2 separate regions of the Homo sapiens genome follow, and region 2 is linked to region 1. Evidence: read pairs that join two places in POLR2A ChIA-PET (ENCODE). Cell type or tissue: Panc1. All regions are shown on one strand. Each heading gives the region's core, and the rest is flanking DNA. Links, peaks and the distances in the headings are about the cores only.

What was found. Peaks named below come from ENCODE experiments on the same cell type or tissue, not always from the same donor. Only the 100,000 strongest peaks of a DNase experiment are listed, where the experiment ranks them.
Region 2: POLR2A ChIA-PET joins it to region 1 with 8 read pairs; 2 of 35 experiments call an interaction of 5 or more read pairs at or near these places.

What each region holds. Positions count from the first base shown.
Region 1 is chr2:173,594,193-173,599,722 of GRCh38, reverse strand. No RefSeq gene overlaps it. Among named protein-coding and RNA genes, the nearest start is that of CDCA7, 240 kb to the right of the region's middle. In Panc1, for the core only: no CTCF peak of the experiment used is centred there; no DNase peak of the experiment used is centred there; H3K27ac peaks cover 452 bases.
Region 2 is chr2:174,106,790-174,112,319 of GRCh38, reverse strand. All of the region lies in intron 7 of OLA1 (Obg like ATPase 1), which reads left to right. Among named protein-coding and RNA genes, the nearest start is that of LINC01960, 84 kb to the right of the region's middle. In Panc1, for the core only: no CTCF peak of the experiment used is centred there; no DNase peak of the experiment used is centred there.

The sequences.
Region 1 (5,530 bases), core at 380-5,379:
GCCTTACCCTAACCCACCACAACCACTACCGTTAGGTGAATCTGGAAATTCCCCATGTTTTCTTAGCCGAAGCTTCGAATGTTCCATGGCTACCCATCTGGGCCAAACTTTTGTGGGTAAATTAGGATCTGGAATTGGCAATTATCTTGTTGACAAATAAATGAGGCATAGCAGAGAATCTAAAAATAAACTCACATATATGTGGTCAACTGCTTTTCAACAAAGATTCCAAGGTAATTCAATGGGGAAGAGGATAATATTTCCAACAATTATCCAACAATTTAAAAATTGTTTAAATATATCCAACAATTTAAAAATTGCATATCTATGTGTGTAAAAAGACCCTGAGCCATCACCTCATAACATATAAAATAATTCATTGAAATGTATCATGGACCTAAATTTGAGGGCTAGAAATAAAAATTTTCTGATGAAAATATAGAAGAAAATATTAGCAATCTTGGGATTGACAAAGATGTGCTTTAAGTAGGATACAGAGAGCACAAACTACAAAATACAAAAGTATTAATTGGACTTTCTGCACTTTAAAAAATTCTGTTAAGAAAATAAAAAGACAAGCCTCAGGCTGGGAGAAAATGTTTGTAAAACATAAATCTGACAAAGGACGTATCCAGGATACGTAAAGAACTCTTCCAACTCAACAATATGAAGATAAACTTTTTTCTAATAGGCAAAAGATATGAATAAATACTTTACCAAAAAAAGCACACAAATGGCAAATATGCACATGAAAAGATGCTCATTATCATTAGTTATTAGGGAAATCCAAACTAAAACCACATAAAGTTTCCACTATATACCCACAGGAATGACTGACATTTTTAAAAGATTGACAGTACTATGTGTTGACAAGGATAGGGAGTAACTGGAGCTCTCATCCATTGCTGATGGCAATCTAATACAGTATAGCCACTTTGGAATAGATTTGGAATTTCTTTTAAAGTTAAACATGTACTTACTATATGACTCAGCAATTCCCCCTTATACATTTATCCAAGAGAAATGAAAACATATAGCCATGTAAGATTTGTATTTAAATGTTCATACCATCTTTACTCATAATAGCTGGAAAGAACCAAGATGTCTATCAATTGGTAAATGCACAAATTATGGTATATGCATACAATGGAATAGTACTCAGTAATGAAAAAGCATAGACTACTGATAAACCCACCATTGTTGATGAATCTCAAAAGTATTATCCTTAGTGAAAGAAGCAGACCCAAAATACTGCACACAGTATGATTCCATTTATTTAAAGATCCTAGAAAAGCCAAAGCTGTAAGTTAGAAGGCAGATCAGTGGCTTCCAGGAACCAGTGGGGAGAGAAGGGGACAGATTACAAAGAAAATGGAAGAAAATGGTGGAGATGATGAAAATACCTATATTACGATTGCAGTGGTGGTTACATGACCCTCTCTGTATATTTGTTGAAACTCACCAAATTTCATACTCAATATTGGTTAATTTTATTACAAGTTAATGTACCACAATAAAGCAGACTTTTTAAAAAGATAGCTATAGTTTTTGCTTCTAAGTTAATATATAAATTGTAGATCTTAAACTCAAATATGCACGTGACTTTATATGTGATCATTCCTTCAAGTTCTCCCATACTGACCATAGCAATGTGTGCAATAGCCATAGCTCCAGCAATGCTAATATCTTCTTGTCTTTTCAGGTAAGAATCAGGAGAGCCTCTATTTTTGTGTCACTTTCTCAACAACTTGTGTATAAGGAAGTATTTTTATACTTATTTAACAGACAGAAGATGTGAAGCAGAGGACTTGTGACTTACCGAAGTTAAAATCACATTGATCCTTTGGAACAAACTTTATGACGATACACCCATTTTTATAGAAATCAAACCAAAGCACAACCAATTATCTGACATACCTGGGCAACTTTTGACCAATGCCTTTTCCAGATCATTATCTAAAGAATTAACCCAATATTCTTATTACTTTGTACCAGAATTTTATATATAAAAATTGTTCATTATATACATCTATGTATTGGTATATAATACCATCTCTATGAGAAAATGTCTTATAGATATTACACTCTATATATCTCTATATATCCATGTAGAAAACCTATATCTATATTTATCTATGTATCTATATTATAAAACAGTCTTGCGGTCCTAAGAACAATACTGGCACCTGAAATTGCTTCTTTGATTGGATAATAAATCCTGGGTGGCTTGATTTAAGTTGCCAGTTTCAATCAGAGTTTTCCTTTGTGAGACAGGCAGTCATGTAAACTGATCTAGTTCAGCTGATAGTAACAGTTCCAGAAATCCAACAGAGTGTTTTTTAATAAAAATGTATACAGGATTGGAATGTTGATAAGACATTTGCAAATGTATATAGAAATATGATAATTTATACTATTTTGTGATAAGATTCCTGGTTGGCATTAGTGATGCATCATATGATTGCATTAATTGCAAAGAAGAAACTCAAAATGGCATAATTGTGCCTGATGTTCAAGTAATAGAAATAGAATTTAAAGTGTTCTTAGAAAATGGAAAAATGTTACTGAGGTGAAAAGACTTTAAAAACATGAATTCAAAACCAAACCATTAGCACATGTAACCCTTTCAAGGTAATATAAATCCTGTAGTAGACCTTCTACCACCACCCATCAACCTGGACAAGGATAAAAGAAAGTGGGGAGATGAGCATCAGCCGCTGGTAGGTTATCTCTGAAAGCACTGAAGAGAGCCGTTGCATGTTGTAACATCCTCAGGTCATTAGGTCATAAGTAAATAGGCTGGCATCTCTGGTCCGAGAGGCAGCCTAGTGTAGTAGTTATGTGGGTCTTACTCTGAGCTGCAGCATAATGGAGTGGTCTGAGGCATGAACTCTGCAAGCCAAACTACCTGAATTCAAATCCAGGCTGTGCTGCTGACTAGCTGTTTGTCCTTGGACAAATCATCCTGCCTCTCTGTGCCTTAATTTCTTAATTTGTAAAATGCAGAAGACACTCATGTACCTTTCTTCAGCTGATTATAAGTACTGAATGAGTAAATATTTATAAAACTTTTGGGACAGTGTGGGCACATAGTCAATGATACATAGTTTTTTTAAGTTAATAATACTTAATTGATGATAAGAATGTATATGTGGTATTTTTTTAGGGCCAACATTAGCTACTCTAGAGACTCATCTACTGAGAGGCCTCCTTAGTTACAGAGACTGGAATGAATCCTTTTGAATTACAGTGCTTTCACTGGAGAGCTCTATCCTGGCCAGCCACACCATTGACTAGGGCAATTTACTCTTGCTCATGTTTATAGCTCTGACCACAGCTGATTAGACCAGAGACAAAATCCTGACTAAATCTGGACAAAAATATTCTCCCTCCAAGAAATTTCAAATGGGAGAACTGAAACATTGGCTATGCTAACTTTAGTGCTTTTTTAAACATATGCAATGCACTATTATTTATTATAGCCACCTTTCAGTGCAATAGATGATTAAAGCTATTCCTCCTGTCGAACTGAAATTTTGTGTCCTTTGACGAACATCTCCTCATTACTCCCTCCAACCCCAACTCCCAGCCTCTGTAAATCACCATTCTACTCCCTATTTCTATGGGGTCAACATTTTTAGATTCCACAAGTAAGTGAGATCACACAGTCTTTGCCTTTCTATGCCTGGCTTATTTCGCTTAGCGTAATGTCCTCCAGGTTCATTCATATTGCCGCAAATGCCAGGATTTCCTTCTTTTTCAAGAGTGAAAAATCTTCCATTGTTTATATACCACATTTTCCTTATCCATTCATCTGATGGTGGATGCTTAGGTTAATTCCATATCTTTGCTATTGCTAGTAACATTGCAATGAATATGATGGGAGTGCAGGTATCTCTTAACATACTGATGTCCGTTCTTTTGGATACATATCCTGAAGTGGGTTTGCTGGATCATATGGTAATTCTATTTTTAGTTTCTGAGGAACCTCCATACTCTTTTCCATAATAGCTGTACTAATTTACATTCCCACCAACAGTGCACAAGTGTTCCCTTTCCTCCACATCCTTGCCAATAAAAGTTATTGTCCATCTTTTTACTAAAATAGCCATTCTAACAGGTATGAAGTGATATCTCATTGCAGTTTTAATTTGTGTTTCCCTGATAATTAGTGAAGATGATGATTTTTCATATATCTGTTGACCATTTACATGTCTTTTTTTTTTAAGAAATGTCTATTTAAGTCTCTTGCCCATTTTTTAAATTGGGTTCTTTATTTTCTTGCAATTGAGTTATTTGAGTTTCTTATATATTTTGGATATTAGCCCCTTATCAGATATGTGGCTTGCAAATATTTTCTCCCAATCCATGAGTTGTCTCTTCATTCTATTGCTTCTTTTGCCATGCAGAAGCTTTTCAGTTTGATGACATACTTTTTGTTTATTTTTTGCTTTTGTTGCCTGTGCTTTGGGGGTCACATCCAAGAAATGTTTGCCCCCAGAACAATATTGTGGAGCATTCCCTTTACGTTTTCTTCTAGTAGTTTTACAGTTTCAAGTGTCACATTTAAGTCTTTAATTCATTTTGAGTTCATTTCTGTGTATCATGTGAGGTAAGGGTTCAATTTCATTCTTCTGCATGCATATCCAATGTTCCCAACATCATTTATTAAAGAGATTGTCCTTTCTCTATTGTGCGTTCTTGGCAGCCTTGTTGAAAATCAATTGACCATAAACATGTGGGTTTATTTCTGGGCTCTCTATCCTGTTTCATTGGTTTTTGTCTGTTTTTATGCCAGTGTTTTGCTGTTTTGGTTTCTATAGTTTTGTAATACATTTTGGAGTTAGGTAGTGTGATGCCTTCAGCTTTGCTCTTTTTACCAAAGATTTCTTTGCCTATTCAGGGACCTTTGTGGTTTTACACAAATTTTAGGATTGGTTTTCCTATTTCTGTGAAAATGATCGGCTAACTTTGGAGAGCTGAGGTGCAAGAGCATGTAATATCAGAGCTGGAGTGAGCACCATCGCAAGATGAAGTCACAGACGGGCCTCCATTATGGGGAAGAACAAACCAAGAGCCACACGCAGGAAGCCAATTCATGAGATTGTCCTGTGTCCTTATAAGAAACCCCCCTGTTAGTGTGTGCACCACCAGGCCAGATGCTAACTGTGAGGAAGGACTATAAAGAACTTGCATTTAGTGAGGTCCTCGAGAGTGGCAGGCAGTTCTAGGCACCTACATGCATCATCTCATTTAAGCTTCACAGTAATCCTGTTACATCAATCTTATTATTTCATGTTCACGGGTAAAGACACTAATATGGTTTGGCTCTGTGTCCCCACCCAAATCTCATGATGAACTGTAATGCCCAGTGTTAGAGGAGGGGCTTGGTGGGAGGTGATTGAGTCATGGGGGCGGACTTCCCCGTTGCTGTTCTCATAATAGAGTTCTCACAAGATCTGATTGTTTGAAAGTGTGTAGCTTCTACCCCTTTGCTCTCTCTCTCCTGCCACCATATGAAGACTGTGCC
Region 2 (5,530 bases), core at 215-5,214, 510 kb before region 1:
TATGGAGAGATTAAGGAACTTGGCCAAAGTTACATAACCAGTCAGTGGTGCCGACATCCAATTGTAAGCAGTTCATCTGCAGAGCTCATGTTCCTCACTAACTGCTAAGCCATAGTATCTCAGCACTGGGGCACTGGTGATGCTGGAAAGGTAGACAAGGCCTGAGAAATGTGTCATATACCAGTCACATTTCCTATTACTATGAATTTCATTTAGGTAAGGTTTTGTTGTTAGACAGTTCATGCACTATAAAATCTGAGACTAAAAATTCATTATAACCTAATTAGAAAATGCCAACTGAGAGTGGTATTTTTTAAAAAATTGTACCTAAAATTGTATCTTTAATTGTATGGACTTCTCTCTAAAAACTATTTTCCAATTTAATAGCCATTGTAGGGACAGTACATAAAAGAGTTTATATATTTTTATATTGAAAATACATATTATTGCTACTTTTCTCAAGAAAACTACTTTCTTCAACCACTTGTTTTATTTGTGTATTTGTTTTTAACCATGTACTGACTTATTCTGTTTCCTTGCATTTTCACTAACTTGGATTTGTTTTTGAGAACTACTTTGGGAGTAGGGAAGTGTGTGAGACTGTGTGTGTTTGTACATATCTCCTTTATTAGCTGAAATACAAATGGATGTTTTGTATAATGTTCTGGTTTAGTACTATATTAGTGCATAGCAATATAATGAACATTGTATACGTATATGTATATGTATATGTACATGTACATCCAGGTCGGGCAAAACTAATGACTACCATTTGTTGAGCATCTATTATATGCTGCACTTTGGGGTGTTTACATATGTTCTATCATTTCGTTTAATCCCCATAACAACCTTGGAAGGCAAATTTCTATCCATTTACTAATGAGAACCTAAGGCTCAGAGAAGTGAAGTAAGAAATCTAGTTAAATATTTTGGAAACTTCTTTTAGCTCAAATTCATGAGAGAAAGTATAAAACATTTTATGCATTTATAGCATGCTTTTCATGCAACAAAAGTAGACAAGGAGTTTTTTATGTTGTTTGTATCCTAGTGAAAATTACACAGAAACTTATACCTATCGGAGAGCAAACATAATTGCAATATTTTGTGTAAGCATGACTCAAGAATGTTTGGTTAGTTGCCTTATAGCCCTTGGTTTCCTCACCTGTCAGAGAGAGTAATGATTTTCTTATAGAATTATGAGAATTAAATAAAATATGTTACATATATTAAATGAAATTATCCTGTGGCAGAAATTATTCTGTGTCAGATCTGTTTGACTTGAAATATAATTTATTTATCATAATTCTAAGAGAAAAGCATATGTATGTGTATGAACATAGATAGATTGACAGTTAATTGGCTAGTTCCTGGCAGTTGTAATTACATAATAAACTCTCTTAACTAACTTGAGTCCTGCTTATATAAAACGTTGCAATTAGGCCAAGTGCAGTGGCTCACTCCTGTAATCTTAGTGCTTTGGGAGACCGAGGCAGGAGGATCATTTGAGGCCAGGATTTCGAGACCAGCCTAAGCAATATAGGTACATCCTACGTCTACAAAAAATAAAAACATTAGCCAGACACAGTGGCATGCGCCTATAGTCCCAGCTACTCAGGAGGCTGAGGCGGGAAGATCACTTGAGCCCAGGAATTCAAGACCAGCCTGAGCAATATAGTGGGACCCTGCCTCTACAGAAATTAAAAAGAAATTAGCCTCTTGTGATGGCCTGCACCTGTAGTCCCAGCTATGTGGGAGGCTGAGGTGGAAGGATTGCTTGAGCCCAGGAATTCGAGGCTGCAGTAAGCTTTGATTGTGCCAGTGTACTCCAGCCTGGGTGACAGAGTGACACCCTGTCTCAAAAAAAAATTGGCCGGGCACGGTGTCTCACATCTGTAATACCAGCATTTTGGGAGGCCGAGGTGGGCACATCACTTGAGACCAGGAATTCAAGACCAGCCTGGGCAACATGTTGAAAACTCGTCTCTACTAAAAATACAAAAAAAAAAAAAAAAAAAAATCCAAGCATGGTGGCACATGCCTGTAATCCCAGCTACTTGGGAGGCTGAAACATAAGAGAATCATTTGAACTCGGGAGGTGGAGGTTGCAGTGAGCGGAGATCGAACCCAAAAGGCAGAGATTGCAGTGAGCCAAGATCATGCCGCACCACTGCACTCCAGACTGGGCGACAGAACAAGACTTTGTCTCAAAAAAAAAAAAAAAAAAAAAATCCTTAGCAAACTAACACAGGGATAGAAAACTGAATACCAGAGGTTCTCACTTATAAGCGGGAGCTAAATGATGAGAACTTATGAACACAAAGAAGGAAACAGTAGACACTGGGGTCTACTTGAGGAAAGAGGGTGGGAAGAGAGAGAGGAGCAGAAAGGATAACTATTGGTTACTGAGCTTAATACCTGGGTGATAGGTACAAAAAAAGCCTGTGATGTGTTCATGTAACGAACCTTCACATGTAGCCCCAAACCCAAAATAAAAATTTTGTTAACTCTCATCATGTTTTAGGACTGGAAGAGAAAAATGGGTGATAATGCTTTTATTATTTAAAAGTGTTTTTTTTTCCTGAGTCTTATTTTGAAAAATTATACAGAATAGTTTGCATGGCATATTCCTTGCATCATAGAACTTGCTCTGCTTCAGGCCAAATTGAAATAGAGACAGAAAAGAAAGAGACCAAGAAAGAGGATATGGAGAATATCAGCCATTTGTTTCCTTTCCCGTATTCAAAGACAAACATCTCAGTTGCCTGGATCTCTTGAAATTAGTACTTGTAAAAGCTTTTAAGTGTTACTGGAATACATTGTTAAAGCCATATCTGGTTGAAATTTTCTGATTAAGCACAATTAAATAATTGTTTCAGCAATTACACAGTTCATGATTATGGTATGTGATGGGACATTATTTTTTTAAAATCTATTATTAAGTAAAATATGTATTGGTGGCCAAGTATAAGTTTTAGTACAACTTGCTATATCTTGGACATTTTGCATATATAGCTTAAAGACCAGTGGGGTAGACTGGGAAGTTTTGTCAGCTTCATAATTTTGGAAAACAGAAAAAAAGAAAAAACAATGCTGATTAAACATTCTTAGCCATAAGAAGATATGTGAGTGTGGCTTAGCTAATAATACCTACTTTCTTACTATGTATCACTTAATAGACTTTTTTTGCTATGAAATATTCAATAGTTACACATTTGCTATTTTATAGTTATTTCCCTGCCCTGTTAACATCAAGGGTTACTAATTGTTGCATTAGTAGTTCCTGACAAATAGAAATTATTTGATACTCTAAGCCATTTCTGATGGAAGATACAAAGTTTTGACAAACACGTGTGGCACAGCAAGTGTCCCATTCTAAAGAGCAAAATAAATGCAAACCACCATTATGGTGAACACAAACAGCCTGAAAGCAAGTTATCAGTAAGCAAATAATTGTTGAACTGTTATGAATGGAATAGGATGTTGAAATAGGGCATGATTGGCTGATGTTACATATGTCCTTGATTACCTTCCTTGTGCTTTTATCCTAATAAGTGACATTCTTTGTATTCCCTTGGATGGCTAGACAGTCTGACACTGAAGAAGAATAAATATTGCATGTGGTACACATTAAGCTGTCATCCAAGACAGCATTTATAAAAAGTAACTGGAGAAATTCATAAGAAATTCTGCACTGCTCCAGTTTCCTGGCTCCAGTCATAATTGTCAAAGTTCTTGACACATTCAGGTCTTCAGAAATGATTTAGGTTTACAGTGGTTTGGTGTATGAATAATTATTATGGATTTGAGTTCTCATATTGCCTTTGGATGTTAATGTTAGTTACCAAAATGTTATATTTTATGATAATTTTTATTTTAAGAAATGTCTCTATATTGATAATTGTGACATATCTTCTATCTTACAGACTTTCATCAAAGGTTTTTAGACAATTCATGTAATTGAAAGGAAGAACAGGAGTTTTTAAATGCTTACATTATCTTTAATCTGTTGGAAAATATTGCTTGCTTATGTTTAGTGCTAGCAAACGATTTTGAAAATAAGTATTTTTATTTTTCTTCCCTAGCAACATTGGAAAGCCTTCAAACAGTCTAAATGAATACCATTTTAAAACTATTTCCAAAAAAACCAAATCACTGATGTTTCATTTTAAAATATTATACGCTTTTATTCACATACTTTTGTTATTTTAACATAGTTCTTTGAGGCAAGGCAGTATTTTATTTGTTGCAGTCACTATTTTCTCTTAAAATTTCCTTTCAAAGGATGATAGGTAGAAATTTTGAAAAGAGATAATATTGTACTACAATAAGCATACCTAAATAAAGGGGTAAATTATGAAAGTAAATTTAGAGAGCATATTTTAAGCCCCTCTATCTTTCTTTAAAACACCTCCCTTTTTTATCCTATCTATATGGTGTATAATATCTGAAGGATGCCCTGTCCAAATTATTTTTATATTTTTGTAATCTGACACAATTATCCTAAACCATTTGAAATTAAGCAATTCATATTCTCATTCTATAATCTAATCGAGAATATAGTATATTCTATCAGCTGATGACTTCCAAAATGTGATTAAATATCAGAATGATTTAGGATCCAATACAAATATGAAAATAATGAAGTTCCAAATTCTCAGCCCCTGTTTTAGGGGAACGAGAGGTCAGTCAGGGTTTCTGTGACAACTGTATTTTATGTTGGTTTTAAAATTTATACTATTAATTTGGGGAAATGTTTTTAGGATACTGTCTTTGCTTTGAAATCTAAACCATTCATTTAGATTGAAGAAACTTTTCTCCAAGTATAACACTACTCGAATGTTACCTATAGCTTTTAACTCTCTAGGCCACTACAGAGCACAAAATATTTGCCCAACTGGTAAATTGAACTGTAAGTCCCACTGTGGGAAATTGCTTTGCTGTGCTCCAAACAGCAGTTATCTTAGTAATTGTACCTGAATTCTTTGTGGCTAATAGAGCGTGGACGTCCATTTTACAAACAGAAAATTATTTCTCTTAAATACTTTTAATTATAAAGTACCCAAGTAAAATGTGAGTCAGTAGACAAGAGTGAGACATTAAACCACATCATTTTTAATTGTTAATGCAGAAAAGTGAAATCCTTTTTTCCTTTTAGTGTAAAACTGTACATAATCGACATTTCACATTCTAAACTGGAGCTCCCAACAAGGAGCTTATCAGAGCAAATTGTCTAGTCCATCCCCTTCCTCACTCAAAACCTAATGACCCTTTATCATCATGGTTTAGATTGCTGGACACAGATGTGAGAAAATACAAGTAATCTACAGGTAACTACAGTAGCTGCACTGATGTTCTCAGAGAACTGACTGCTGGGAAGATAAAGAGCCTCCCACAGAGTCTGTGACTTTCCAGCAGCAAAGCACATCATGAGCTGATACATGAAGTTTTATTTGCTGAAGATTCACAATAAGATGCATTAGAACATTCAGCAGGGACTCTTTTTAGATGAGCACAGAAATTCTGGAGGGTG